Regions from separate parts of the Homo sapiens genome. Here all the other regions are linked to region 3. Evidence: read pairs that join two places in POLR2A ChIA-PET (ENCODE). Cell type or tissue: GM12878. All regions are shown on one strand. Links, peaks and the distances in the headings refer to the core of each region. The heading gives the core; the rest is flanking DNA.

Region 1 (10,775 bases), core at 5,060-10,059, 130 kb after region 3:
GGGAATCATGTACAGGGATAAAAAAGCTGAGAAAGCCTTCTGAGTCAAGGGTGTGTGTGTGTGTGTGTGTGTGTGTGTGTGTGTGCGTGTGCGTGTGTGTGTAAAAAACATATATTGTCTTCCAAGACACTTTTTAAAAGGGTAAATTAAATTCATTTGAACGTAATTAAAGCAGTAACATTAACGAAAACAACCTTAGGCAGACCTTAACCCTGGCATACATAAACTACCTAAATAAGAGAGCACGTTATGCCCAGCACAATTTTCAAGTACAGACGGTACAAAATCCTCTTAAAGGCCATAGGGGCTAAATTGTTAAATTCATTTTTCTACATTTCAGGGAAAGAGATAAATCCTTTGACCCAAGGAAGTCAGTTTTTATTATGGTTCTGTAGTTTATTTTTGGCATACATTCACAGGTGTGCCTATGGCTCTATTCTTAATCCCTTTCCTTTGGGATGGCTGCAAGAGTAGTACAAACTTGTAACTTTGTAATTTGGCTTTTTAATTTTTTCTGTGCTGCACTGGAATTATGTTTTGTCTTAAGTCCACACTGGATCCTCAGGATGGATCCAGTGAGGATTTTGAAAGAAGCATAATTCCTTTGACTTCTTTTAGAATTAATTTACCTATTAAATAAAAAGGAAAGGATTCATCTTTTATTCGAATTCCTCTGAGGCTAACAATTCAATATAAACTGATGAATGCTGTGAGCATTATTCAGACAATCACATTCAATTTGTGTGACAGTAACAGCATAGCCACCTGAAGGACAGTGCAACAAGGGCACAGGTATATGATACCCTTTAGAAGAAAAGCATTACAGGTGGGTTTATTTGTTTCTGGAAAACAAACAACTCCAGTAGGAATGTAGTACATTTTTGGCTCTTGTCCATTTGGTTTTTGGGATTAAGGTGGTTCTATTACCAGAACTACCACCACAACACCCTGGTATTTTTGGGCAGAAATTTGGGACACTAAGAAAACAACTATTTTTTATTTTATGTGTATAGCTGTTAGTGGAAGAAAGAATAAATAGGCATCATTATTGCTCTTTAGGCTGTCCCTGATTTTGGACACACACTTATTTTTTCAGGGCTCTCATTTTAATCAGTAGTCCATCAGTACCTAATGGAAACATCTACTGTGTAGAGTTTTGGTTGCTGATGCTAGAATTTAAGACTTTGGAGTAGTCGAAAGACAACAGAGAAATTCATCTCATAATTTTTGTATTTTAAGCACATACTAGATTTATCAGGGCTGAAGAACAAATGCCCGATGGTGTAGTTCATTTATTCATTTATGAATTCAGCAAACGTTTGTAGCTGACCCCGAAAATACCAGTTACCCTGTTTGGCTTTGGTGATTCATTGTTTAGCAGAGTGCATATAGTTCCTGCCCTCCTGGGATTTGTGATCTGCGTTTCTTGGAAATTTATATTGAATAAGTAATTATAAATGTGATGAGTGTTTTGACATGTAAAGTACTTATGGAAGCCCATAAAAGGGGCTCTTAATTTAGCCTGGTTGCAAGTGATTTTGAGCTGAGTTTAAAAGATGAAGGCTGAGGAGGATTTAATATGCTCACAGTAGAAAGTAAAGTGTTTCACTTTACACATTTATTCCCAAAGCTGGGAGTTTTGTCTCAATATTGGGTCATTATTAAGTTTGTATTTATACATTATAAATATACATTGTAAAAATATACATTTTTGTAACTAGTACAGAGTTTTTAGACAGTCTGCTCTGTTGCCCAGGGTGAAGTGCAGTGGCATGATCTCGACTCACTGCAGCCTGTGCCTCCCAGGTTCAAGCTATTCTTGTGCCTCCACCTCCTGAGTAGCTGGGATTATAGGCGCACACCACCACACCCAGCTGATTTCTTTATTTTTAGCAGATATGTAGTTTCACCATCTTGGCTAGGCTGGTCTCGAACTCCTGACTCAAGTGATCCACCCGCCTTGGCCTCCCAAAGTCCTGGGATTACAGGCGTGAGCCACTGCACTGGCCCACCCTTGTTTTATTTTTGAGTTGGGTTCTTGCTTTGTCACCCAGGCTGGAGTACAATGGTATGAGCATAGCTCACTGTAACTTTGAACTCCTGAGCTCAAGCGGTTCTCCCACCTCAACCTCCTGAGTAGTAGCTGGGACTACAGGTTTGCACTGCCATGCCTGGCTAAGTTTTTAGTTTTAATTTTTATGGAGATGGGGTCTTACTGTGTTGCCCAGGCTGTTCTCAAACTTCTAACCTCAACGTGATCCTCCTGCCTTGGCCTCCCAAAGTGTTGGGATTACAGGCATGAGCCACTGCCAGCTCAGGCATTTTTATTTATTCTTTTGGCCAATGATCAGAGGGCCGTGCGATTAATTTGTTAATTGAGAATATACATTTACACCCAAACAGTAAACAAAATTGTTTCCTGTTATAGATTTTAGTCATAATTGAAGTAATATTCCTGTATATGCTTGAAAATATGAGCTATAGAACCAGAACCAAGGAAAAGATGAAGAATGGATAGGATAGTGAGAGCTGCTTTAAGTTTTGTTTTAACATTTTGGAAAGCAAGGGTTTTGTATCCTGCGGTAGATCTCAATTTGTTTTTCGTTTACAATATACCTGTGAAATCTTACATATCATGTGCTGCATAATAGCATTTTGGTTAAAGACAGACAGTGTGACTGTGGTCCCATAGGATTTGTATACGTTTTTGCTATATCTTTTGTATGTTTAGATACCCAAATACCATTGTGTTACAGTTACTTACAGTATTTGGCACCGTTACATGCTGTATTGGTTTGTATCCTAGGAGCAATAGACCATACCATGTAGCCTAGTTGTGTAGTTGACTACACCATCTAGTTTGTGAAAATCATCCTATGAAGTTTGCACGATGAAATCACAGAACAAAGCATTTCTTAGAGTGTTGACTGTGTTTCCATCAATAACTATAACTCAATTTGTCAGTAGTAATTCTCGTTGGGGAGTGGTGGGACTTACAGGAGTGGGTCCTAACAGGACTTAGAAATCCTTGGAAAAAAAGGTATTTTAATATGTCTGAGAATAGTGATGGCCTTCATATTAGCAGTTGTCACTGACAGGTGATATTGTTACTTAAACTGGCATGATCTGAACTTTTAAAGTATATTCTGTGTACAACTTTCTCTTTTGCAGCTTCAAGGTTACTGACTTTTTATGATGTTTGGTGGCTATGAGACTATAGAAGCATACGAAGATGATCTTTATCGAGATGAGTCATCTAGTGAACTGAGTGTTGATAGTGAGGTGGAATTTCAACTCTATAGCCAAATTCATTATGCCCAAGATCTTGATGATGTCATCAGGGAGGAAGAGCATGAAGAAAAGAACTCTGGGAATTCGGAATCTTCGAGTAGTAAACCAAATCAGAAGAAGCTAATCGTCCTTTCAGATAGTGAGGTCATCCAGCTGTCAGATGGGTCAGAGGTCATCACTTTGTCTGATGAAGACAGTATTTATAGATGTAAAGGAAAGAATGTTAGAGTTCAAGCACAAGAAAATGCCCATGGTCTTTCTTCTTCTCTTCAATCTAATGAGCTGGTTGATAAGAAATGCAAGAGTGATATTGAGAAGCCTAAATCTGAAGAGAGATCAGGTGTAATCCGAGAGGTCATGATTATAGAGGTCAGTTCAAGTGAAGAGGAAGAGAGCACCATTTCAGAAGGTGATAATGTGGAAAGCTGGATGCTACTGGGATGTGAAGTAGATGATAAAGATGATGATATCCTTCTCAACCTTGTGGGATGTGAAAACTCTGTTACTGAAGGTTAGTATCATATTGGCCATTTTGAAAGTAGTATCATCTTTCATAAGGAGGACTGCTTTTCCTAGAGAAAAGACCAATAGGGTCTACTCCGTTTAATTCCTCACTTTTTGGTCTTGTTTTTTGGTTTGTTTCTCATGCGACTCTCTTACCAGTGGCTACTCTAATGGTGGTTTGTCTGAACGTCAGAAAGAGTATGTCAGAATACCAAAGACACTCTGCTTCTGCTGTAAGCAGATTCATAGCTGCTTCTTCCTGTTTGGCTAGAGCCAGTTCTGGACCTGAAATCTTACTTCCCCCCTCTCTCTCTGCTTGGTACCACAGGTGAGTACTCCATCCACCTCTGGCATTAGCCCTGTGCACTCATTCAGCCAACTCTGTTGGGACTGTCTCTTCCTATGGGATTTGCTTACCCAGGAGTTAGATGGCAAGCATAGGGAATGTCTGGCACACAGAATATATGGAATTAGTGTTAGGATTAGGATTTTAGGTACTCCACAGTCAGAAAGACAGGAAAATATGAAGAGCTGTAAGTCTAGGGCAGGTTATAGGGGAGAATGCAAATTTTGATAGCTACATCATCAAGGATTAAAATTTTGGTGTTAGTTATGTCTCTGTGACATGTAGTCATCTAGTCTTAATGCTTATGCCTTCAAGAAGTTCCTTTTCATTTCCCTCCCTTTATGCCTAATGCTCAGTCTCTTGCACTAGTTTCCTAAGTAGTCTTCTTTTATATCTACCCTGTACACTGTTGTTAAAACTGGTATTGAAATGCTCTTTTACTCATAGTACTTTATTGCTGCTCCAAAATTTTTAATGGCAGCCTGCTTCCCTAGAAATGATGACATTGAATGTAGATTGTGCTTGGAGCCCCTGGGATTGGCAAATGTTTTTTTAAGAAGCCAGATAGAAAATATTTTAGGATTCCAAGCCATGTGATATCTTAACTACTCAACTTGGCCCTTGTGGGAAAGCAGCCTTAAATAATACCTATAGAAATGGGGGTGGCTGTTCTCAGTAAAGCCCTACTTACAAAAACAGGTGGCCGGCTCAGGCTGTAGTTTGCAAACCCTGAGAACTTGACAGCAAAACGAAAAGAGAGAATAGTAGTTAGGACAGAACAGAATCGCGTAAAGTTTTTTCCATATAGGTGAGCTCTGATAATGTTTGTAGGTAGAAAGAAAGAAACTTGTGAAGGAGAGACTAAACCTGTTTGATGGATTGGGTTGGGGGCCAGGTTAGAGATAGGATCAGGTGTATGTGTTGTTGAATTATTCCTAAAAAGGAAGAGAGACACTAGTAATTGCTAAATCATCAAATATTTGTAGAGGTAGAGGAGAAAGAATAAATTCAGATGGATTGAGGCAGATGAGAGAACATATGGGGATGTGTTTGATTTTCTTAGGAAAATGAAAGCAGAAGTGGGAGAGGGCGGGGGATAATTGGAAGCTTAGAATGTGGAAGGGATGTTTAAGTGCTGTGGGGAATACTTTGAGGCAGTGGTTACCAGTATTTTGAAGATGACAACCTGTGTAACTTTGAAACAATTTGTGGACCACCCATGGTTGTAGTTATGATTTTAGTATTCAATTGAGAAAATGCATATTAGAAAGAAGCTACTACTCTTACATGACTTTGTGTTTTATTAATCACAACATTGATATGTGAGAAATAGTGTTTATAATGCGTTGCTCTAGGTACCCATTAAGGTAACTAATTCTGCAGTTTCCCAGGAGGCTGAAGGCTCTTAAGTTGGAAATCATTGCACTTGAGTGAATCAACAGTAAGAGAATAAAGGATTGTTTAGAAGTAGTATTCAGTCAAAATTAAAATGATGTGAACTTGTAGTGAACTCACTTTGAAGGATTCCATAACTTTATCCAGTAATACTTGTCAGCTTGGAGCAAGATGACAGAAACAAAATGATCTTGGGTTAGGCGTAACACTATAGAAGGCCAAAATAAGCATTTAGCTTATTCTTTCTCTAAATTACCTTTTCCTGAGATCACACCTAGTTTCATTAATCACTTCTGTATTTATGGTCATCAAATTGTCATCTCCTTAACCATTTTGTTGATTTCAAATTCTCTGTGTACATCTACAGAATATTTCCATTTGGGTATCTTACTGTCTCACATTTGACATACTGAAAAGAAAGCTTGATAACTTGAAAAAAAAGCTTATTATCTTTCCTTTGAAACAACTCCCTGCTGCTTTCTGTTTGCACTAGAGAATCTACAGACATGCTAAAGTTGATGGCACAATGTGGATAGGTTGGGAAAAACATGAATTAGGTGCTGGATTTAGTGAAGAAATCGAACTGTGCCATATTTGGCAAATGATGGTGATGAGAAAGTAGAGAGAACCTTGGATTTGTTTTCTGTTTTAGCCAAATAGAATTAAATTCTGAATTTTTGGAAATTAATTTACTTGACTCTTATAAACTCTTACAAATACTCAAATATATATTCTCCATTTTATTTCCTTGATCCACTAATGCTGTAATCCTATTTCCAATTAATAAACAACATATTTAGTACTGATGCCCATTTAAGTGTGTTGTTACTCTGTAATCACTATCCCTCTCATAAAACTATCTGGGGATAGATTGGTTCATATAATCTTTAGAGAGAAGATTTTTCTCATTTCTGTAAAAGTGTAGAGAAAATCTCAAGTACTTTAGAAATGCCTATTGTTAAACAGTATCCATAATTATTTTGTGTTCTGTTTCCTTGACCTCACTCAAGAAAAAAACAAAATATCTCCCAGAATTATGGCATACTGAAAACTGCAGTATGACATAAAAGAAAAGACTACAGGCTCCTTGAGGTTGGGTCTTTTCCATACTCATAAACCTGCTTATAATAATATTTAGAGTAATTTCTTGGCACATACATTACCTGCTTTCTCATCAATTGCTAAATCATCAAACATTTATTGAGCATCTCCTCTATGTAGGGTATAAGTAATGCTGAGGTAGTACTCGTGACTTACAGTGGTAAAAGACTTAAGTTTTAGGCCGAGAGCAGTGGCTCACGCCTGTAATCCCAACACTTTGAGAGGCCGAGGCGGGTGGATCACCTGAGGTCAGGAGTTCGAGACCAGCCTGGCCAACATGGCGAAACCCCATCTCTACTAAAAATAAATAAATTAGCTGGGAGTGGTGGCAGGCACCTGTAATCCCAGCTACTTGGGAGGCTAAGGCAGGAGAATTGCTTGACCCAGGAGGTGGAGGTTGCAGTGAGCTGAGATTGCACCATTGCACTCCAGCCTGGGTGATGGAGTGAGACTGTCTCAAAAAAAAAAAAAAAAAGATAAGTTTTAGCCTTGAATGACATAGTGTTTCACTAAAGAGACAGAATATAGGAAGCTAAGTAATTTACGGAATTCTCTCCTTTTTTTTTTTTTTTTTTTTTTTTTTTTTTATAGCAGTGGGGTCTTACCCTATAAATAGAGCAAGGCTAGTTTGGAACTCCTGGGCTTGTGTGGTCCTCCCGCCTTAGCCTTCAGAGTAGCTGGGAGTGCAGGTGTGAACACAGCTTTGAAATCTCAATTTTTTTTTTTTTTTTTTGAGACAGAGTCTCGCTCTGTCGCCCAGGCTGGAGTGCAATGGCATGATCTCGGCTCACTGCAAGCTGCGCCTCCCGGGTTCACGCCATTCTCCTGCCTCAGCCTCCCAAGTAGCTGGGACTACAGGCACCTGCCACCACGCCTGGCTAATTTTTTGTATTTTTTTTTAGTAGAGACGGGGTTTCGCAGTGTTAGCCAGGATGGTCGCGATCTCCTGACCTCGTGATCCGCCTGCCTCGGCCTCCCAAAGTGCTGGGATTACAGGCGTGAGCCACTGCGTCTGGCCAGAAATCTCTTAACCATGGGAGTTAAGTCTCAAAATTCTGGTGATACAAGTGGTTGAAACTTAAAACTTTGTTTAAAAAATAGGATTAGTGAATTTGAGATAATTCATAAGTCTGTGAAAGACAATAAATACATACATATTTTACATTTACTATTACTAAATTTGTAGTAAATTTGAGTACAGCACTACCTCTTTATCTGTGAAAACTTCAGACTCTCCCCTATTACTTTAATTTCAGTGAGACATTATTATATTAAAAAAATGGCCAGGCCTGGTGGCTCACGCCTGTAATCCCAGCACTTTGGGAGGCCGAGGCAGGTGGATCACGAGGTCGGGAGATCGAGACCAGCCTGGCTAACACGGTGAAACCCCGTCTCTACTAAAAATACAAAAAATTAGCCGGGTGTGGTGGCGGACGCCTGTAGTCCCAGCTACTCAGGAGGCTGAGGCAGGAGAATGGTGTGAACCTGGGAGGCAGAGTTTGCAGTGAGCCGAGATAGCGCCACTGCACTCCAGCCTGGGTGATAGAGCGAGACTCTGTCAAAAAAAAAAAGAAAAAAAAAATACAGGCCGGGCATGGTGGCTCACACCTGTAATCCCAGCACTTTGGGAGGCTGAGGTGGGTGGATCACTTGAGGTCAGGAGTTCGAGACCAGCCTGGCCAACATGGTGAAACCCCGTCTCTACTAAAAATGCAAAATTAGCCGGGCATTCTGGCAAGCATCTGTAATCCCAGCTACTTGGGAGGCTGAGGAAGGAGAATTGCTTCAACCTGGGAGGCGGAGGTTGCAGTGAGCCGAGATTGTGCAACTGCACTCAAGCCTAGGCGACAGAGTGAGACTCTTGTCTCAAAAAGAAAAAGAAAAAAAAGAAAATGGGCGTACACATTTGTTTTGCTCTACTGACAGTTAATACCACAACTCAGAGGCATTTTTTTTTCCTTTCTATTCTTCTTCTAAATGTTCAACACTTTTCTGATTTTGTGATTTGAGGTTGTTGATTAGCTTCCTGAGGCTCCATTGAGACTGTATATACGTGACACTTAACAGTCTAGCCTTCCTCGGTGCATATAGATATATGATGGTGGTTTTGCCTGTAGTAAATTCATGTCAAAACATAGGCTTTCAGTGCCTATTACATATGACTTTCAGCTCTCTCTACTGAGGGATGTAGGAGTTTATTTCTGAGGTCTGAGCCTCTTTTCCTTTACTTCCTTTATTCTTTCCTAAGCCTTCTTTATAAAAACTATGCATGTTCTATCGTTTGTTTTCCTTCTTGATTCCCGCCCCTTCCTTTTTTTTTAATTATCCCCAGCAGGAGTGACTTGTAATTCTCATATATTAGAAAGGCAGATCTCCTGGTGGAAGAAAAGATGCACCGAAGGAAGTCAGCATATTTAGTAATTTGTGAGGGGGATCTCAAGTTTGGAAAGGATTGTTATGTAAGACAACCAAATGATGACATGTGACAATAAAGCCATAATAGCTACTTATTTTCCTGGTTAGGGAAGGGATATTACTAGTTCTAGGAGTAACTGCTAGCTCTTTCTTGTACTTTTTTTATTGTGGAAATATAAAAATATACAAAAATAAAATGTTATAATTGACTTCAGTGTCCCATAAACCAGCTTCAACAGTTACCAATTTATGTCTAATCTTTCCTATCTATAACTCTGTGCCCCTCTGTTATTTTGAAGCTCATCAGACATCAAGTCATTCATATATGTATGTATGTGTATGTGTGTGTATACACATCATGTGTGCACATGTGTGTATGCATGTATACACATTTGTATACAAGTGTGCACTCATGTTTGTCCCTCAGTGTCTGTGGGGGATTGGTTCTAGGACTTCCCATGGATACCAAAATCTATGGATGCTCAAGTCCCTGATATAAAATTGTGGAATATTTGCATATAACCTATTTACATCCTCTCGTATACTTTTAAGTCCGGGGTGTCCAATCTTTTGGCTTCCATGGGCCACATTGGAAGAATTGTCTTGGGCCACACATAAAAAACACTAATACTGACAGTAGCCGATGAGCTAAAAAAAAATTACCAGCTGGACATGGTGGCTCACGCCTGTAATCCCGGCACTTTGGGAGGCCGAGGCGGGCGGATCACGAGGTCTGGAGTTCGAGACTAGCCTGACCAACATGGTGAAACCCCGTCTCTTCTAAAAATACAAAAATTAGCCCAGTGTGGTGGTGTGCACCTGTAATCCCAGCCTCAGAGGCTGAGGCAGGAGAATCGCTTGAACCTGGGAGACGGAGGTTGCAGTGAGCCGAGATCGTGCCACTGCATTCTAGCCTGGGCGACAGAGTGAGAGAGACTCTGTCTCAGAAAAAAATTAACAAAACAATCTCATATTGTTTTAAGAAAGTTTACGAATTTGTGTTGGGCCACATTCAAAAGCCTTCATGGCTGTGAGTTGGACAAGTCATCTCTGGATTACTTAACATACCCATACAATGTAAATACCATGTAAATAACTGTTATATTGTATTTAAGGAGTCATAATGAGAAGAAAAATATACACGTTAAGTAGACATGCAATTTTTTTTGGTCTGGAATATTTTCTTTTTTTTTTTTTTTTGAGACACAGTCTTGCTCTTGTCACCCAGGGTGGATTGCAGTGGTGCAGTCTTGGCTCACTGCAACCTCTGCCACCTGGGTTCAAGCAGTTCTTCCACCTCAGCTTCCTGAATAGCTGCGAATGCAGGTACCTGCCACCATGCTTGGCTAATTTTTGTATTTTTATTTTTTATTTTTTTAAAATTTAAAAATTTTAAAATTTTTATTTATTTTCTGAGACGGAGTCTCGCTGTGTCACCCAGCCTGGAGTGCGGTGGCGTTATCTTGGCTCACTGCAACCTCCGCCTCCCAGGTTCAAGTGATTCTTCCACCTCAGCCTTCCGAGTAGCTGGGATTACAGGCACGAGCCACCACGCCCAGCTAATTTTTGTATTTTTAGTAGAAACGGGGTTTCACCATGTTGGCCAGGCTGGTCTTGAACTCCTGACCTCAGGTGATCTGCCCACCTTGGCCTCCCAAAGTGCCAGAATTATAGGCGTGAGCCACCGTGCCTGGCCAGTTATTGTATTTTTAGTAGAGTTGGG
Region 2 (10,775 bases), core at 1,565-6,564, 130 kb after region 3:
ACTATCTACTCTTTTCTCTAACCTTATTTTTTTCTCTTAGCCGTATATCCTGGCGATCAATCCATAGTCCTATGTAAAGATATTTAATATTTCTTATTTCTAGGACTATGAACTATTTTTGTATCTTCTACACTAATCTGAGCTGGGCACATTAGGCATGTAATAAATACTTTTTGAAAGTGAATGAATAGTAATTTAAAATAGTTGATGACTAATGCACTTGTTACAGTCTTAAAATATATTTTAAACAAATAAATAATTGTCTAATTCCACTTTCAGAAGAAATAAGAAGTTCTTATTCCTGTTTGTAATTTTTTTTATCATTTGGTAATTTTGAAATATTTAGGTTTAGCAAAAAATTAATAGGCTCAGGTTTTAAAAAGAAAAATGCCTTCTGCAAAAGGAACAATATGGTATTTTTAAGAGTTGAAGAAACCATATTAGTTCCTGGTTTATGACTGTTATGGTATAGAATTTTGTGTCAATGTAGAGCTCCTTCAGTATGTGTAATTTGGCACACAACCCCTTTAGTTCGTCAGCATTTGGCACATCGGGGATACCTAACAAATTGTAGGTAAATTTGTTTATTTATTTATTTTTTCCCTTAGGTAAATTTATTTGCAGTTCTGCCTTTGTGTATAGAGTAGAGCTCTTTACATAGTATTATTTAAAGTGAAATAATTGCTTGACTAAGGTAAATGGCTTTTGAAACTGAAGTAAAATTATGGCTTCAACACTTATGGCAGAAAGTGTTTTAACTATTTTGTGTTAAATCCCTTTTTCTCCCAAAACTATACACACAGAAGTTTTGGATATAATTTCAAAGGATGAAGAACTCATCTAGAGGCCATTGTTGAATTCCTGGCATTCATTAGGCACTCAACCAAGACTGGATATCTAATTAAAATTTGAATAGAGTGGGTTACCTATTTGAATTTTAGGTTTTCTAGTAAATCATTTTGTTTGATCTAGGTCTTTACATATGTGTTTTTTTGTTTGTTTTTCTTTTCCTGTGTGGATTAGTTTCTACCTTGCCTGGCTGATATATCTACTTATCTCTCAGTTCTTAGTTTGAAAGGTCACTTCTGAATGAGGTGTAATGGTCATAGGTTCTCAATTAGTGGTTGTTATTGGGTCTGTTACAGCTGTGCAGTTGGCCAACTTTGACTTTGGGTAACTTAATTTCTTTATTGGTAAAAAATACTTTTTATTTTATTAAAGTCATAAAGAAAAATGAGATATTGGGTAGGCTTAATGTCACAGGAAAATATTTTGATAAAAGTCTTCATAGTTACACGATAGGTTCATGATCATTGTGGCAAACATGAGCTTATAGCTTCCACTTTTTTGTTGTTGTTTGTTGTTGTTGTTGTTTTTCAGACAGGGTGTCTCTCTCCCACCCCACCCCTGCCCCACCTGCAATCTCTCTCTCTCTGTCTTGCTCTCACCCAGGCAGGAGTACAGTATTGCAGTCATGGCTCACTGTAGCCTTGACCTCCCGGGCTGAAGTGATCCTCCTACCTCAACCTCCCAGGTAGCTGAGACTGCAGATGTGGGCCACCATGCCCTGCTAATTTTTTGTATGGAGTTAGATGGAGTTTCACCATTTTGCCCATGTTCACCATGTTGCTCATGTTGCTGGTCTTGAACTCTTGGCTCAAGCGAGCTGCCCACCTCAGCCTCCCAAAGTGCTGGGATTTACAGGTGTGAGTCACCGCCCTGGCCCCACTTGATTTTTTTGTTTTGTGTTGTTTTGTTTTGTAGAGACAGTGTCTCACCATGTTGCCTACCCTTGTCTTGAACTCCTGAGCTCAAGCTCCCACCTTGGCCTCCCAAAGTGTTGTGCTTACAGGCATGAGCCACCGAGCCTGGCCCCAAGTTGCTTTTGAACAACATGTCTCTAGTATGGTGCTATCCTTAAAGAAATTTAATTTGGTGACATTTTATGATCTGCTAGTTTATGACATTGAACTTAATTCTGAAATCTTAAAATCTTTCCAAATATTATTTACTGGGTGCTGACAACGTACAAGCCACTGTACCATTAAGGTATTGGGATTCAAAAATTGCCATGTACTTTTTGCCTTTAGAAATCCTAAAATGCATGACAGTATGGAAAGTTCACTGTAAAACCAGAGTTAAATGCATTTCTACAAATATATGAGATGCTCCAGCAGAATACGTAATCATTCCAGGTGAATGCAGTAGATTTTTTAAAAAGATTAAAAAGTAGATAGGCAAAGTACAAGACTGAATTGAAAAGGAACCCTTTGAATTTGAGTTTCGAAAAATGGGTAGGACTTGAAGTTCAGGTTAAATGCAGCTAAAAATAGAAGGTGAAGCCCTTAGTAGAAACTGAAGACTGTATGTGCCATTCATGTTTATATGTGGCTGGATGTGATGAAATGTTTTAATAGTATATCTTTTTAGAAGCCACCTCTGCCTAAACAAGAAAGGATTATTTATGTTTTGTATATGTTCAGAATACTGTTGGAAGATTTCTTAGTCATAATTTTATTTCATTGCTTTCTCCCTGTTTTTTGCGTACATACCTCCTTTTTTCTTTTAAAATTAATTGGACCAGAGGTTAGTCAAAGGACCTGACCAGCTGTTTAACGTGTATTTTGTGCAGGGCTGTTCAAAGTAGAGCAGGTCTTAAGGTACAACTTTCACTCCTCATAGTTATGTTCTTCCTTATAATCTTTTAACATAGGAAAGGATCATTATTTTGTTAGTTTGGAAACAATACATTAAACTTTGCCTTCAGTAACTTCTCAGATCATTAAGGTGGTGTTTTTTCCCCTCCTTTGGCATTCATCGTCTTAATGTCAGTAGTTTCTTGAGACATTTTATACCCTAACAGGTCATAAGAGTGTATTGCCATGTGACATACTTCTCATTAATGTATAGTTTAATTTCTGCCTTATAACTGAAAAATGGCCACATGCTAGAATTCCAGTCACCAGGAGCATCAAGGAGCTCCCTCTCTGATGTTTTCAGCTTTTGTAAGCCTGTACTGCACAGTTCCTAAAGCTGCTTTTGAACTGTGTCTTTAGTTGTAGCATGTCACCTTACACTTAACTATTGTTAGGGCATCTTTTTATTTAATTTCTAATTAGCATAATGACTTGAGCTGTGTTATTCACTGTTCCATGGTGAAGTTGTCATAGGGAGAGAAGAAATAAAAATGTTCAGTTTCAGCTTTACTTGTGAATGGAGCGAGGTTTGAAGAAAGCTTTTTATGGCCATTGTTCAGCAGAATGAAAATCTCATTAGAAACCCCAGAAATCCCATGCAGCTTTGGGTTGGATTTTAATAACATTTTGGAATGTTGATATTGTATATCACTAATTTCTGTGATTTCACTGTAGATCAGCAACATAGGGAGGCAGTCTTCCAAAGTTAATTTATGACTTTTAATCTAAATTCATTTACAGTTTTCTTTTCAACAATGTTAAGTACCCAGGGAGAGAATTAAATTTTACTTTAAAAAAATACATTTCTTCTAGTAACTGATTTGATCTTCATGTAAGATATACTAAATTCATTGGAAACTGCTTAAACAGAAATACCATGATATGTATTTATTGAACTAATGACTTAGTTTAGTTGCCATTAAAATGTCACTCACCTTATCTACAGGTTTGTATTTTTTTTTTTTTTTTTTAGAATGGAAAAGCATAAAATTAGATGGGCAACATTTTCTTCCTTGTCAGAAGAGCTTGAATCCTGATGTCTTTTTAAGTGAAGAGTGTTTATATATAATTTTCTTGTAGCTTTTGTTTATTATAAAAATAATTATTGCATATAGTGATCACTTATCTAAGAAGATAAGTATGATTTATATAGACAGTATATTTTTATGGTCAGAAAGTAAATTTGATGTGAGCTACATATGATTAGACAGTAAAACTTTTTTCCAAAGAAATATAGAATGGAGAACATTTAATCATTATTTCCCCTTCTTAGAGTAGAGGCTGTTCAGATAATTCATATTCTGTAAGTAGGAGATCCTGTTTTTAAGACTTTACTAAATTTAATTTCAAAGTAATAATCTCTTATAAATGCTTCCTTGGTGGTTAAGACTTATTAATGAAGCAAAAGTATGGACTTCATGGAAGTTTTCAGCCTAACGTTTTAAATCTCTTCATTATTATTTATCTTTGTTTTGTTATAAATTAAAGATACTGGCATGGTTAACTTTTGGCATTTTGAGTTACTTGCCAGATATTTGTTGATTGTGCAAATAGTTAAGAAATAAATATTTTAATTGGGCATCCACCATGTATTATGTCACATTTTCTTTTTAAATCATATGCTTAAGAATACTTAAAGGAGTATGACTTGCTTTTTAGTTTGAATCTTGATCTAACAGCATTGGTTCTGGATGGAGATGTAATTCTAGAGATAAAAATTATTTCTGTTGTGTAGATTTGGATTCTAAATGTAATAATTATTTTAAAGTGGATCTTGTCTGCTAAATGTATAGCTTTTATTTCTATAACAAATTCTTACCTTAGAATTCCAACTTTTGTCAGTTTTGAAAATTAGTTTATTGTGGACTTGAGAGCATCTGTTCTTAATCTCGTGTTTTGCAAACACGTTTTAAGGGAAGACAGCATAAATCTGTGATAGTGAAAATCATTTGTACTTCCCCTCCCTCGCTTTTGCTTAAATATACAATTAACTTATAACCACCTCAGTGTGAAAGAATGGATGTTAAGTAGCTTAAGAGGTATTTATTAAGGGAAAATATTTTTATTGGCAGTTCCCTTAAGTCATATTTGTTTTGTAACTAAATAGTGCTTGCAACAGAATTATCTATCATAGGGAGGGAAAGCTCCAACTCTTGAAAACTTTTCAATACTTTTTCTATATTGGTAGTTAATGAGAATTCTTAAGATAGGAAATAGACTGGTTATGACTGGTAATATGATATTGCTAATGTAATACAAATTATGCTTTAAAAAAGCCAGGTGAGGAATTCAGGATTTGGAAGAATATGACATACATATACATTTAACTAAAGAAAGGAGATTTTCTTTAAAGAGAAGATGTGCAACCACAATCAATCCTGTAAGTTAGTCCTTAATCCTGTACTAGCCAGTTTTTAGTATTAAATGGTCTGATTTAACACAAATGAACTTTTGTCAATGGTTTTATTTAGAAATAGCATTACTTCCTACTTTTAAGGAGGATTTTAATAGCTAATAAAAATTCGTTGTTCTGATAAGAACTTGAAAGACATCCTTACTCCCATATAATTGAGTATTTTGCTCTTCATTCAACACCTCAGCCCTTTTGGTTTGCTTAAAAAATGATACAAATTTTGTGGGAGAATAAATATAACTTAAATATTGCTGTAAATGTGTTGTATAATCATATTTTAGCCTGGTATTATTGGTTCTTCTGTGTATGAAATACTTTTAAACATTCAAAATATTCAATTTAAAAGTTTCTGGATAGGTGAGTGGTAGAGATCCATCAGGTACTTACTTGGTTGTGGAATATTTGTGTTCTTGATGCCATGACATTTTAAAGTTGTATTAATCCCTTTATTTTTCTGTTTGAGATGATTCAGTTTGGGAGGTTTTATTATCAGATCTAACAGAAGAAACGTAAGTGTTGTACCACAGGTCATCTAATTTTCAAACCATGTTGGTTAGTTAAACTGACTTTGGTGTATAATTATGTACCCGGTAGTCAGAGGAGTTCAAGTCGATTGCAATTCAACTCTGTGATTGTGCCACCAGTTAGGTTAACATCAGCAGTGAAGGGCCTTCATTGTGTTAAATTTTTAAATTCCGTTAAGATTATTTAAACATAGAAGGAGATAGGTTTGTGAAGCAAATTTCTAAAGCAGTATTAAGCAAAGAGAATCTTTTCTTCCTCTTCTTTTAGATATATCACATACATGTGTATTTTGATTAAAAGGAAAAAAATTTAATGCTTATAGTATAATGCGCATACTTATTTCTTATTTTTAGAATTTATTAAAACTAATAAAATTTGTTTGGAAATCTCAAAAGATCTTTAGTAGTATACCTGCAACCTCAGCAGTCCCTTTTTATCCATACAGATTCTCTGCCTATTGTGGCCGTTTGCTCTAATTTAAATTTCCCATGGCTTTCGGTTGCAGACTTGGTTTTCTGCAAGAGTGCCCATGCTTACATGGTCATATATTCTTGGTGACTTTTCCACTTTTTCTTTTTTGTTATTTTGTTGATTGCTAAAGAAAAAGGGGAATTTTTTTTTTTAAATTTGTTTCTTTGTTTTGATCTTTCTTCCTTAGCCCATCTATTTGTGTGTTCTTTGTTTTGCAGATTGGAAAGAATTATTGTGTGGTACTTAGATCCATGGGGACTAGCAGGGGAAAACTAATTTTGTTCTTGGTTTTGTTTTCTTAATAACAGAAGCAATTTAATTTTTGAGCCATTGAGAAGCTGAAAAGATATGTTAGTGTTATGCATGAAATTGATGGGAAATTATTAATCCTGAAAATTTGTATTCATGGTCACTTTACTGTTGGAATAAAAATGTTATTTTATAGTGTAACCAAGTTAATACTAGAAATACTAATTAACAGTAAGTGGTACTGTTATAAATCTTTAATTTAAATATTATTGTATATTAAGTAGTTGTTTACAAGAAATCTGTTGTAATCTGATAATGTGATTTCTCTTACATTCAATTTTGTGGTCCACAGTGTGTATATATTCAAATAAGCATATGAACATGCCTTTGACGGTGGACACATTTTTACTTTGACCAGATCTTAAGAGTTTGCTTTTTCTTGGCAAAACTTGCATACTTTCAAATGTGAGGAATTTTGTTTTATAACATAACTTTGTACTGCTGAATTTAAGTCCTTGAAGTGCTATGGCAATTTAGTTATTGTTAGAAGTCAAAAGTAGAGGTCTCTGTTCCCAACATCTCCCCAAAATATTTTTTCATTAATATTCACAGGCTTTAAAATATCAAATTATTGTGATCAAAGCTACTTCTGTTTTACAGTTGTTTTGTGAGGCTGGTGTCATACAGTAACATTTAACTGAATTTTGTATTTGCTAAATTAACATAAAATAATAAAGAGATCCTTTTTACCATTTAAAAAATTCTAATAATTTCCTAATCAGGAAAAATGATGTTATGATATACTGTAAATAGGCTAAAAAAAACCTTGTAATGTTGATACATAGGGAAAAGAGTAATTTTGATAATTAATAATTTTAGATTTTTTTCCTTTGATTGTACCTCATGGTTGTGAGGTGTCTAAAATGCTCTTTCTGCATATCTGTTAAGGACTTTGGGAATTGGGGTAAGGGCAAGCCTTCTTTCTGTGTCTGTTAATTACAGGTTTTTTCTTGTGGATGTAGTGCTCTTAGAATATGAAACTGATTTATAGAATTTGTAATTACCAAGAAATAAATAGCATCATTGAATTTTGTTTTCTTTATTTTTGCTATTATTTTCTAGTTACTGTGCTTCACATTTTGATTTCTATCAAATGACTTCTCAAAAAGCAATTTCTTTTAAATCAGTGAGTTTCAAACTAAGAAGAAAATGTATCCTGATAGTCTAATTAGCTGTTGTTTGTCCATGCCAATTAAAATAATCTTTTGAATTTCTAGTCTTTGATTATAGTTATATAGGCTTCATGAGTTTGTAAAACTATTCCTCCTTTTAAAGTATTTTAAAAGGTGTATTGTAATTTTATAATTGATATTCATATGTAATTATTGAGAAACTTGAATAACCTAAAATATATTTCTAGTATTCAGCACATCAAATCAAGGTATAACCTGTGATATAAAAGTGGTCCAACAGAAGTATACAGCTTTAAAAATAACAAGGAATTAATTCTGTTAGCATGTTTTACTAGCAAATGTTCGTGGAAAATGTTATTAATTCTTAAAGCTCAGTGCCTGGGTTTTATTGTGTGTGGCCTTACTAGGAGAACACTGTAGAGCCGAACTTGAAATTTATTAAGGAAAGAAGAAACTGGTGAAGTGCTTTTATGCTGTTAAAAAAACTTCACAGACAATTGTCAGACAATTTTTTTTTTAAAGGTCATGATTGCTTGATGCCTTTTCCAGTCTTTATTTGAAACTCTCGTTTTGTAGGATTTCTTTTTTGTTCTTCCTCTTCCTTTTTTCTTTTGGCAGTGGGTGGAAGATTCTTTTAAAACTGAATGGCTAAACCTGTATGGTAACTATTGAAGTATGATCGAAATACTTTTATTCATGATTTTTTTAGGCCAAAAAATGCTATGAAGGTAAGCCAATGATGGTAAAATTACATTGTGTTGCGTGGAAACTGTTTTAGCTTTAGCGTTTTCTGTTCAGAAAAGTAGGCTCTGCATTAGAGTTTTAAATTGGGATTTGTTTGTGAAATATTTTGTAATTCTCATATTGCTGATTGCCTTTATGTCTCGGTGTTCTAGTAGATAGTTCGTAGTTCCTGAAAAATAATATTCTGTGTATGAAAGAAAATAGGAGGTGAGAACAGAATGAGAATTGGGAAAGAAAACCCCCTACCCAAAATGCCGCCACCTAACAGGTGGAAATATCTATGCCATTACAGATTTTCAAAACGTAGAGTGCTTGAACTCTTTTTTTCTAAGAGATTACTTCAAATTTGACAGATTTCACAAAATTTTGTTATGATAAATATTAAAATTTTAACTCTTATTTTTATCCTAAATTTAAGCCCTTACAAATTAAGAAAAGAGTGCCTCGAGGCTGATTGCTAATGTTCAATTAAGTTATGTGTTCAGTGAAGTAATTTTTTGATTATGATATTTTGATTTTATTAATATGTAAACTAAAAATTATAAAAGGATTATGAGTACAGAAATTAAATTATGTGAAATTAATTTTGATATTTTGCGGCAGACAGTTTAGAATTAAAATATCCTTGGTGTGTAATAATTTTATTTCTTGTAAGGACATCTGTTGGCTTTCAGTATTCAGAAAATTTAGACTTTTTAATTTTAAATGTTGACGTAAATTAACGGGAGCCATACTTTAAATTGAAAGAACTTAAGGGAAATACATAAAATATGCTAGTGATTGGCTTACTTACATTTTCAGTGATTAGACTTTGTGAAATAAGAGTAAGGCCTAGCATTTTATTTTATTTAAGAAAATATACTTAATTTAAAAGTACTAATACAAGAATGAGAGAAATCTGGTCAAGTATAGTAAATCCATATCCATAATTATTTTCAATCACTAGTTACAGAGGAAGGTGTGAATGCTAATATCTTCTTTGTTGAAAATCATAAGTTGTATTTTGAAAAGGGATGAAAGGGAACAAGTAACTGCTTTCAGGCAGATTTATATCATCCTAACATCATATGTTATTTGTGGGTTCATGTCACAAAAGCTTGCAAAACTTCACAAAATAATTTAATGTATTTTAATTTAGTAAGCTTGCTGAAAACTCTTTTGTGATAAATCTAGAAAAATTTATACATGATATTTTTCTTTTTTAAAGTTTAGTGATCCATCTTGGTACTTTGTCTCAATTTCAGTCTTGTTGATTTAGATAATATTCTTATTGTTTTATAAATTTCCTTTCAGGAATGTGTTACTGCCTTGATACGTTCTCACCTTTCCAGTTATATATGATCCATCTATGACATTCTATCATCCAGGTGTTACTATTTTATTGTTCTTTCTTGTACTTTTGTTGTAAGGTACAGACTTCAAGTCTAAAGTAAGAGCTAGTGTATATTACAGTGTATATGACCATTTCTAATTTGACCTGTTACTGTAAAGAAGGCTAACAAGTGTGTATGCCTAGCCCACCCCTTCTGGAGCAGTTGAAAACAGGCCTCAGAAGACTCAAAGGAATTCTTTTAACTCCTAGCAGGGCCACGGGGTCAATGTCAGATTTAGTCATGCTGTTATTTTAGCCCAGTGGTCCAGAGAGATGACTGAAAAGTGAGTCTTTCATTTCTTTTTTTGTGTGGTTATTAACAGGATTAAATGTAAGCCATTGTGTACTTAGTACCAATTAGTTTCTCATCTGAGAGGTTCATTATGATTTTTTGTCAGCCTTCGTCTTGTAATATTTGTTTCTTTGTTTGATTAGTTAAGGGGCTGAATGGGCTAAAGGGAAGTTTTAACAGCAGTACTTTTAAATTCATTAAGAATTTTAATAGTCAACTTTTCAAATATGTAGACCTTGATTAAAAAAGGGACCATGTTGAAAATTGGCAAAATTAAGTAAATTGTTTAAAATTTTCCTTTTCCTGTTGTATTTTTTTAATCTGAAAAACAGACTGTCTTTATTATATCAAATAATACTTTTATGTTTCTAGAAGTCTACTTCAGATTCTTGTACATACTTCTTAAGATTGTATTTAGTTTGCTGTGAATATGTAATTATCGTTCAGAAGGGGCACATACCAAAAAGCTCCAAAATTAAAAAACCTTTTCAGTTTCTAGGATAGAAACATAGATTGAGCTATTAAAAGCAGAACATTAGAGTTCTGGGATAAAGATAGTTGTCAGGTGTAAACAAGCCTTAATTGAAAAGGAGGCAGCCTAAAAGTTGATTCTTTATGCTATTATAAATAAGTAAAAATGCAAACTTGCTTGAGTTCAGAAAATAGGAGCATACCCAACTTTTAAAACTACTTATTAGATTGGTAGTTGCTTTAGATCCTTAACTTAAAAAAATTCTTATTAAAATCAGTGTTCAATTGAGTAATATTCCTCGTTTAATAGATTGAGATGCCTCAGTTAAATTTTGAACAAAAATTGTTC
Region 3 (7,461 bases), core at 9-5,008:
TCACGGAGCCAGTGGACACTGCGCGGAGAAAGACGGGCGGTCAGGGCCGCAGAGGGCTGAGGGCGGCGGACCGGCTGTCACCGCACGTGAGGCTGGGGGCGGCTGGGAGGGAGCGAGCGCAGGGTGGGCAGGGGGCGCTGAGGACCCTCGCTCTGCGGAGGCGGCCACACCTGAGCCACGAGCGCAGGCCTCGGGCGGGCCGTGTGCCCCAGTTCTCTGCGATGGGGGGAGAAAGGGAAGGGTGGGCACTGAGAAGGACTGACCCCTGCAGAAAGGAACACGGGGACACGGGGACAGGAAGGGCTTTCGCTTAAATTCCAGCCTATCCATGGATGCAGGAAGCAGGGGATGGAGAGGAGAAAGAGGGGAGCCGGGGCCCACCAACAGTCAGTGCTTAAAAAAAAAAAAAAAAAAAAAAAAAAACCTGAACTACTCGTTAGGCATTTCACCACCTGCCTGCACACCCAACCCAACCTTGGGTGCAAACACAACTACCTGAGCACAAACTCACGCGCACGGCTAACAAACTCCAAACCGCAGAGTGCCCCTTCTTTTTATAGTTTTCTTGCTGCCTTTTCTCCTTCCAGTTTCCCCCGATTTGATTTTAATATTAATTATGACAATAACAATAACTAACATTTTCTGAGAACTTACTCTGTGCCAGGCATTGAGGCATTATCTCATTTAATTCTGAGAACAATCTTAGAAGCTAGGAAATGTGATAATCCTATTGGAAAGGTAAAACTCAGAGAAGATAAGTGGCTCACCCAGGATCATACAGCTAATAAGAGGCAGAGTGCCTGGTGCCGGGGCTCACGCCTGTAATCCCAGCACTTTGGAAGGCAGACGTGGGAGGATCACTTGAGCTCAGGAGTTCAAGACCAGCCTGGCCAACATAGCAAGACCTACCAAAAAACTTTAAAAAAAAATTAGCCAGGTGTGGTGGCACAAGCCTATAATCCCAGCTACTTGGGAGGCTGAGGCAAGAGGATCACTTGAGCCCAGGAAGTCGAGGTTGTAGTGAGCTATGATTGTGCCACTGTACTCCAGCCTGGGCAGCAGAGCAAGACCCTGTCTCAAAAATAAAAATAAAAAATAAAAGAGACAGAGTGGTGATTTGAACCCAGAGACTAAAGCCTCAAACCCTATAACTAATCTGCTTCGCACTAATAAACAATGAAGAGCAATAATATACTTCACATGAATGCAGTACTTTTCATTTGATGATTGCAACAGCCCAGAGTGCTATTATTTATCCCCATTTATCAAATAAGGAAACTGAGGCTCCACAGGGAAAGTGATTCAAAGTCATCTAGCTAATAAACAGCGGCACCAGAACTTAGCCTTGGGTTTACTTACTTAAAGTCTAGATTTCCCCCGCCCAGAAATAGGGGCAGTGGTTGGTGACTTATTGTGACTGAGGCTAGGTCTCAAAGTTCCTAAGAATAAGAATTGGATGGGAGGTGGGGGGCAACTTTTGTGCAAGTTTCACATTAACTTCTGGCCCCAGATTCCTAGGGAGAGACCAGTCCATCAGCAGGGGCCTCTCCAGCTGTACAGCTGAATTGCCATTTCTGGGCTGTGGGAATTCTTTTTTGATTCATTAAAACCTACAGACCAATCTCAGACACACTTCCTTGGGCTATAACCAGCTGGAGGCAGGTGGAGCCACCTTTGACTCTTAAGAGTAGGAAATCACTAGAAATGGTGGTGACTGCCTGAGAAGCCCTTCACGGCTTCCCTTTGGAGCAGATCCAGCTCCTGGCTCCTACAAACCTAGAGGGAGCCATGCCTTTCTTCTCACATTTCAGTTTGATCTCACATCTTCCTTAAGAGACACAGAGGCAGAAATCGTTAACTTCTCTTTTTCTTCACCAGAAGAAGCTCCTTAAAATAGATTTATGCAAATCCCACAACCTTTTCTGTATTAACATGTAAAAAACAGAGGAAGAAAGAAGATCCCAGGTCACTTGGTACTTTAAACAACAACCACCATATATAACCAAAGCTCACCATGTTGCTGGCAGAGCCCATGACATTCGTTTTGGTGTTTTGTGATTGCGCTAGGCTCAAAAGACCCAGATTCCACTTTTGGCCCCACCACTTACTGGCAACATGACCTAGGGCTAGTTATTTCATCTCTGTAAGTTTCAGTTTCCTCACTCCTCGGTAAGTTTGTGAACTCTAAGGGGCTATATGTATGCGAGATGTAGTTTAATTTAAAAATTTCTGGGACAGAACAAAACATGCTGCTGACCTACAGTAGAATTATTCTTCTAAACCAAATGAAAGAATATTAGCAGTTATACCCATTTGATTTTCAGTGCTATGTGACCTGAAATAGTTGGTCAGCTACAAGTGAAATCTCAGCCACAAACATTCCCCCAGGAAGCCTTCCTTCACCCTCTTCACCCTAGCCCAGCAGAGCTGGTGGTTCCTTTCCTTCTGCCCCCACAGCACCCATCCCTTCTTCTTGAGCTTCATCTCTGTCTTGCAAACTTCTCTTCATTATATTCCCCCTTTACCTTGAGAATGGGGATTTTGTCTTCCCTTTCTTATAGGCTTGGCCTCTGATGCCAAGGTCTGCACCGCAGGGACTTAGCAGACACTTTCTGAAGGGATTACTAAATGAGGAATTATTTCATGGCAGGGAGGAAATCTGTCTTACCTTTATCCAAAGAGCCAACCATGGAGGATCAGAGGCCTCAGTGAGCACCTGGTTAGTGCCCCTCCACCCACAAATGAGGAAACTGAGGCTCAGGGAGGTGAGAGAACTTTTACATTTTACTGGGTGAGGTAATGACAAAGTTGGAACTGGAGGCCAGGACTCTGCCCATTCCCCATCACCGTGTGAGTTCAAGTTCTCAGTTAAAGAAGGAATAACAAAAGTGTGGAAATGTTACACAATCTGAGGTGTGATTCTGCAGGATTGACTGTGGCAACCAGAAGTGTCAGAGACTTGCTAAATCATTGCCCACTTTCTTATATAGTACAATAACTTTTCCCCCAGCTAACCAGCGGTGTTTCCTGTATCCCAAGTGGAGAAATAATACACCTTAAATAGACACATGTCATTTCACAATCTTTGAAGGGAAGACAAAGGACATTTCTGAACTCTTGAGCACTAGGAAGTATGACTCCCACTCTGTCGGGTCACAGCCACTCTCAGACGTCACCTGCGAGCACTGGAAACCCCACTGGCAGCCCTTGACAGTTCATAGAGTTCATGAGATCGAAGCAAGAGAGAGAGAGAAAGTAAGTTTGGGAACTTTTGCCACATCTTCACTCAAGACTGCAAGTGCACAAAGAATTGTAGAAGGGCTGGTTGATAGAAGAAAAAAACACATTCAAAACTACTTACTGACTAATGATGCAGAAAATGTTATGAATAAGTATCCCTTTCTTGATTTATTACTTTAATTATCTGACATTCTATAGACCCCCATTAGTGGATTTTTTTTTGGCTTAGATTTCAATTTTCTGTCTCATGGTGAAAGCTATTTATCATAATAATCAGTAAAATTCAAAACCTTTTAGCAGTATTTATAAAATTCATTTACCAGGTTCAGCCCTTGGAGAATGACAAAGAAGGCGCATTAGTACGTGTGCTGAAGTGTTTTATGCAGAATTATCTGTCCATAAGAATGATTAAAAGTTCTTTAGAATATTTGGAGCCCATTAGATTTTTAAATTTTTTTTAAAAGTTCCTCTTACCTATGCTGTGACTGGAAGCTGGGACTGGTTGGTTGGGTGGCTGCTGTACTTTTGTCCGGATGATCCTGTGGGCAGTTGAAAAACAAAATTGCTATTTACCATCAGGAAGGAGAAGAGACCTCAACCAGCTATGCACAGACAACCAGAAAACTCATACCCAAGCTGGGCCATGGTTCGAGCTGAGGCAGAGGGGCAGAGGTGGAGGGAGATTATAAACCCAGGCTGGAATCAGGAGGGTGGAAGGTTTATGGACTAGTCCCAACTTTGCTTCTGTTTCCCTGTGTAATTTGTTTCCTTGTGTAATTTGCACCCCCTCTCTGGGCTTCAAGTGCCTCTTCTGAAGAAAGAGGATGATGTGTTAACATTACGAGTAAGCATCCCTTTCTCGAGTATAGCTCTAGCTCCATAAGAGACTCATTGAGTGACTTTAGGGAGTCCTTCCCTTTCCTAGACCTCAGCCTCCTATATGTGGAATGAAGGAACTGAACTTGGTAATCTCTCTGTCCTCTGGCAGCGCTCACGTGCTGGTTTCTCTGCCCTAGAGAACGCATAAGGAGGGATAACACCCCTTCCCCTAGGAAGTTGCCAAGGGAGGGGATGTATATGTTGTTCTGATACTAGGGAGAGTCAAAGTGCAGCCAGGAGACATCCGGTTTGGCTTTCTTAAGAGGAAGCCTACCTTGCACCAAACCTCACAGAAAGGATCCACAGGGCTGGAGCCAGTGATATCCTGGCCTGTCTTTTCAGAGACCTTGCTCACACTCTAATACAAATTCCACTGTGACCTTGACCAAGTACATTCCATTGTGGACCTCCGATACAATGACGGAGTTGGAACAGACCACTCTGCTTATTTTAAGTAACCAAATCATTTTCGGAAAAGAAAAAAGATCTTATGGAAAAACCCCGTACATAAAAGAGATAATAGCAGTACTGCCTTCCCTTGGCCATCTGACCGCTCTAACATCCTTCTGCAGAACCTTAGGCTCTGAAGAGTTTGTAGACGTCCAGCAAGGACCACGCATGCGCAAGACAGCAAGTCCGGCGCATCTGAGAGCAGCAGAACAGGGCCACGCGAAAAGCTCCTTCGGATCTACCAGAAAGCTCCTTCCTTGGCATTTGGGAGAAGAGTGGGTCATAATAAAATGTCCGGTTTCTTTGGAAAAGTTATATTCCAGTCTCAAACTATTACCTTTTGAAAGGACATTTATTAGAGTTTTTTCTCATTATAACAGTAATATACGTTCATTGTAGACTCTTTGGACAGTATGGGAAAGTATAAAGAAGACATCTAAAAACGGTATTTTGGTGTATTTCCTTTATACCAACATTCCTGGGCATATTTAGAAATATCCATTTTTCTCTTAACAAAATCAGGATTATGCCATGTATACAGTTTTTTTTGTTGTGGTGGTTGTTTGTTTTGAGACAGAGTCTTGCTCTGTTGCCCAGGCTGGAGTATAGTGGTGCGATCTCAGTTCACTGCAACCTCCGCCTCCCAGGTTTGAGTGATTCTCCTGCCTCATCCTCCCAAGTATCTAGGATTACAGGCATGCGCCACCATGCCCAGTTTTTTTGTTTTTTTGCTTTTTTGTTTTTCTTTTTGAGACGAAGTCTCTCTCTGTCACCCAGGCTGGAGTGTAGTGGCATAACCTCAGCTCACTGCCACCTCTGCCCCTAGGGTTCAACTGATTCTCCTGCCTCAGCCTCCCGAGTAGCTGGGACTACAGGCGCATGCCACTGCCTAATTTTTGTATTTTTAGTAAAGAAGAGGTTTCACCACGTTAGCCAGGCTGGTCTCCAACTCCTGACCTCAAGTGGTCGGCCCTCCTCGGCCTCCCAAAGTGCTGGGATTACAGGCGTGAGCCACCGCACTCAGCCTCCATGTATACAGTTTTGCAGCCTGCTCTTTTCATGCAACATTCTGTGAGAAGCTTTTTCACATTCCAGACCATTAATATCTGAAAGTTTATTCTGAGGCTGCACTGGGTCTCCAGCTTATACAAATGAAGAATGACAGAAGTAGCAGGTGGGTGCCTCCCCTTAAACTCAATGGGCAGTAGCCTCTCTGCCCTTTCTGATCTTACAGCTTGGTGCTCGGCACCAAGGGCAGTCCGTGTCCTCAGCTGATAGCCTGAAATGGTCTTTTCTGTTCACCCTATAGTCTCACCACACACACACAGGCCATCTGGAGCCTGGCTACTTGAGCTCAGCAAGGAGCCTCTTGCCCTTTTCTAATCAGTCAGCTTAAGTGTTCCCTCAAATACATTCAGATTGTTTGTTTGTTTTCCCTAATATTCAAACCACTTATTTTAACTAAGCAAACTCGAAGCATATTGGACAACCAGAAAACTCATGGCATTTGGGAGAAGAGTGGGTCATAATAAAATGTCCAGTTCTGGGAGTGAGGTTCTCTTTTTGGTCACCTGGAAGTAAGCTGGCATCTGACCTAATGTTTATATTTTTGTGTATGTCACTTTCTCTGTGTGTATGTGTCTACAGAGATATTGCTGGATATGTCAATATATGGATATACCAGACATAAATATAGTTACAAATAAATATATGGCAAAAAAGTCACTGTAGTTCAGCTTAAAATCCTTACTTTTCAAATCATTGTCTGACTATTAAATTTGTATGTAAAAAAGCAAAGAAAATTATGTTTTCCTCATTTTCTTTTAAAATAGTTATAAATATCACTGGGAAAGCATTATCAATTGTTATAAATCATTAAGAGGCTGCAGTAGCACAGTGTACAGGCTCTGGAACTAGACCACTAGAGTTTGAATCCCATCCCTCTTACAATTTACCAGCTACATGACCTTGGGTAAATTACTTAACCTCTCTATGCCTCAGTCTCTTCATCTGCAAATGGGACTAAGAATCATTTCTATCTCATAGGATTACTATTAGGATTAAATTAATGAATTACTTAAAACAGTGGTAGCTACATACTAGGTGCTCCTTAAATGTAAGATGTTATTTTCAGTGGTGTCTTTGTAAAGATTAATGACTAGCTTCCGTCTTAAAATATTCATATTTTTCACATTTGCTTTAAAAAGCACAAGGCGAGGGCGGTGGGGGAGTAAAGATGCTCAATGGGTGCAAAAAAATAGAAAGAATGAATAAGACCTAGTATTTGATAGCACAATGAGGATACTATAGTTAGTAATAATTTAACTGTACATTTAAAAATAACTAAAAGAGTGTAATTGGGTTGTTTGTAACACAAAGAATAAATGTTTGAGGGGATGCATACCCCATTTTTCATGGTGGGTTATTACTCATTGCATACCTGTACCAAAATATCTCATGTACTCATAAATATATATATATATGCCTACTATGCACCCATAAAAATTAAAAATAATAATAATAATAAAGCACAAGTGGCCCCCTTGGAAGCTGGGGAGGGGAAGGTAGCCACTCTCACACTGTTTTAAGAATGCATCAGGGTTGTCCTTTATAAAGGGGGATCTCAGAGTTATAGGCAAGCCTCTGAAGCTGCCCCCAGGGGTGAGAGATTTTGCTCATCTGCCTTTAGCAGTCACCAAGTAAAAACAAAGAGCATCAGCTTACACTGAGAAGAAACTGTAGTGGGAAGAACAAGACTGTAATTGAATCATAACAACTCTAAACAAATTTTAAATTTTAAATATGACAGGCTGTCAAGACTCATCCAATAAGAACACACTCAGGACCTTTTCTAAGCCAGGGACAGTTGGGCTGAGTTGGCAGTCACACCAA

What was found. ChIA-PET counts read pairs that join two places held together with the same protein. Peaks named below come from ENCODE experiments on the same cell type or tissue, not always from the same donor. Only the 100,000 strongest peaks of a DNase experiment are listed, where the experiment ranks them.
Region 1: POLR2A ChIA-PET joins it to region 3 with 7 read pairs; 4 of 35 experiments call an interaction of 5 or more read pairs at or near these places.
Region 2: POLR2A ChIA-PET joins it to region 3 with 5 read pairs; 4 of 35 experiments call an interaction of 5 or more read pairs at or near these places.

The regions. Positions count from the first base shown.
Region 1 is chr9:37,123,141-37,133,915 of GRCh38, forward strand. ZCCHC7 (zinc finger CCHC-type containing 7) reads left to right here. Exons shown (of 9, transcript NM_032226.3): 2 at 3,172-3,802. The coding sequence starts at 3,193. Among named protein-coding and RNA genes, the nearest start is that of ZCCHC7, 8.0 kb to the left of the region's middle. In GM12878, for the core only: no CTCF peak of the experiment used is centred there; no DNase peak of the experiment used is centred there; H3K4me3 peaks cover 1,088 bases.
Region 2 is chr9:37,135,051-37,145,825 of GRCh38, forward strand. All of the region lies in intron 2 of ZCCHC7 (zinc finger CCHC-type containing 7), which reads left to right. Among named protein-coding and RNA genes, the nearest start is that of ZCCHC7, 20 kb to the left of the region's middle. In GM12878, for the core only: no CTCF peak of the experiment used is centred there; no DNase peak of the experiment used is centred there; H3K4me3 peaks cover 1,665 bases; H3K27ac peaks cover 4,640 bases.
Region 3 is chr9:37,002,759-37,010,219 of GRCh38, forward strand. It overlaps PAX5 (paired box 5), which reads right to left. Exons shown (of 10, transcript NM_016734.3): 4 at 3,715-3,779; 5 at 1-18. LOC105376032 (a long non-coding RNA gene) reads left to right here. Exons shown (of 4, transcript NR_188579.1): 2 at 1-86; 3 at 3,011-3,255; 4 at 4,692-6,294. Among named protein-coding and RNA genes, the nearest start is that of PAX5, 28 kb to the right of the region's middle. RefSeq lists an enhancer at 3,061-3,110. In GM12878, for the core only: no CTCF peak of the experiment used is centred there; a DNase peak (open chromatin) is centred at 1,993; H3K4me3 peaks cover 2,616 bases; H3K27ac peaks cover 4,821 bases.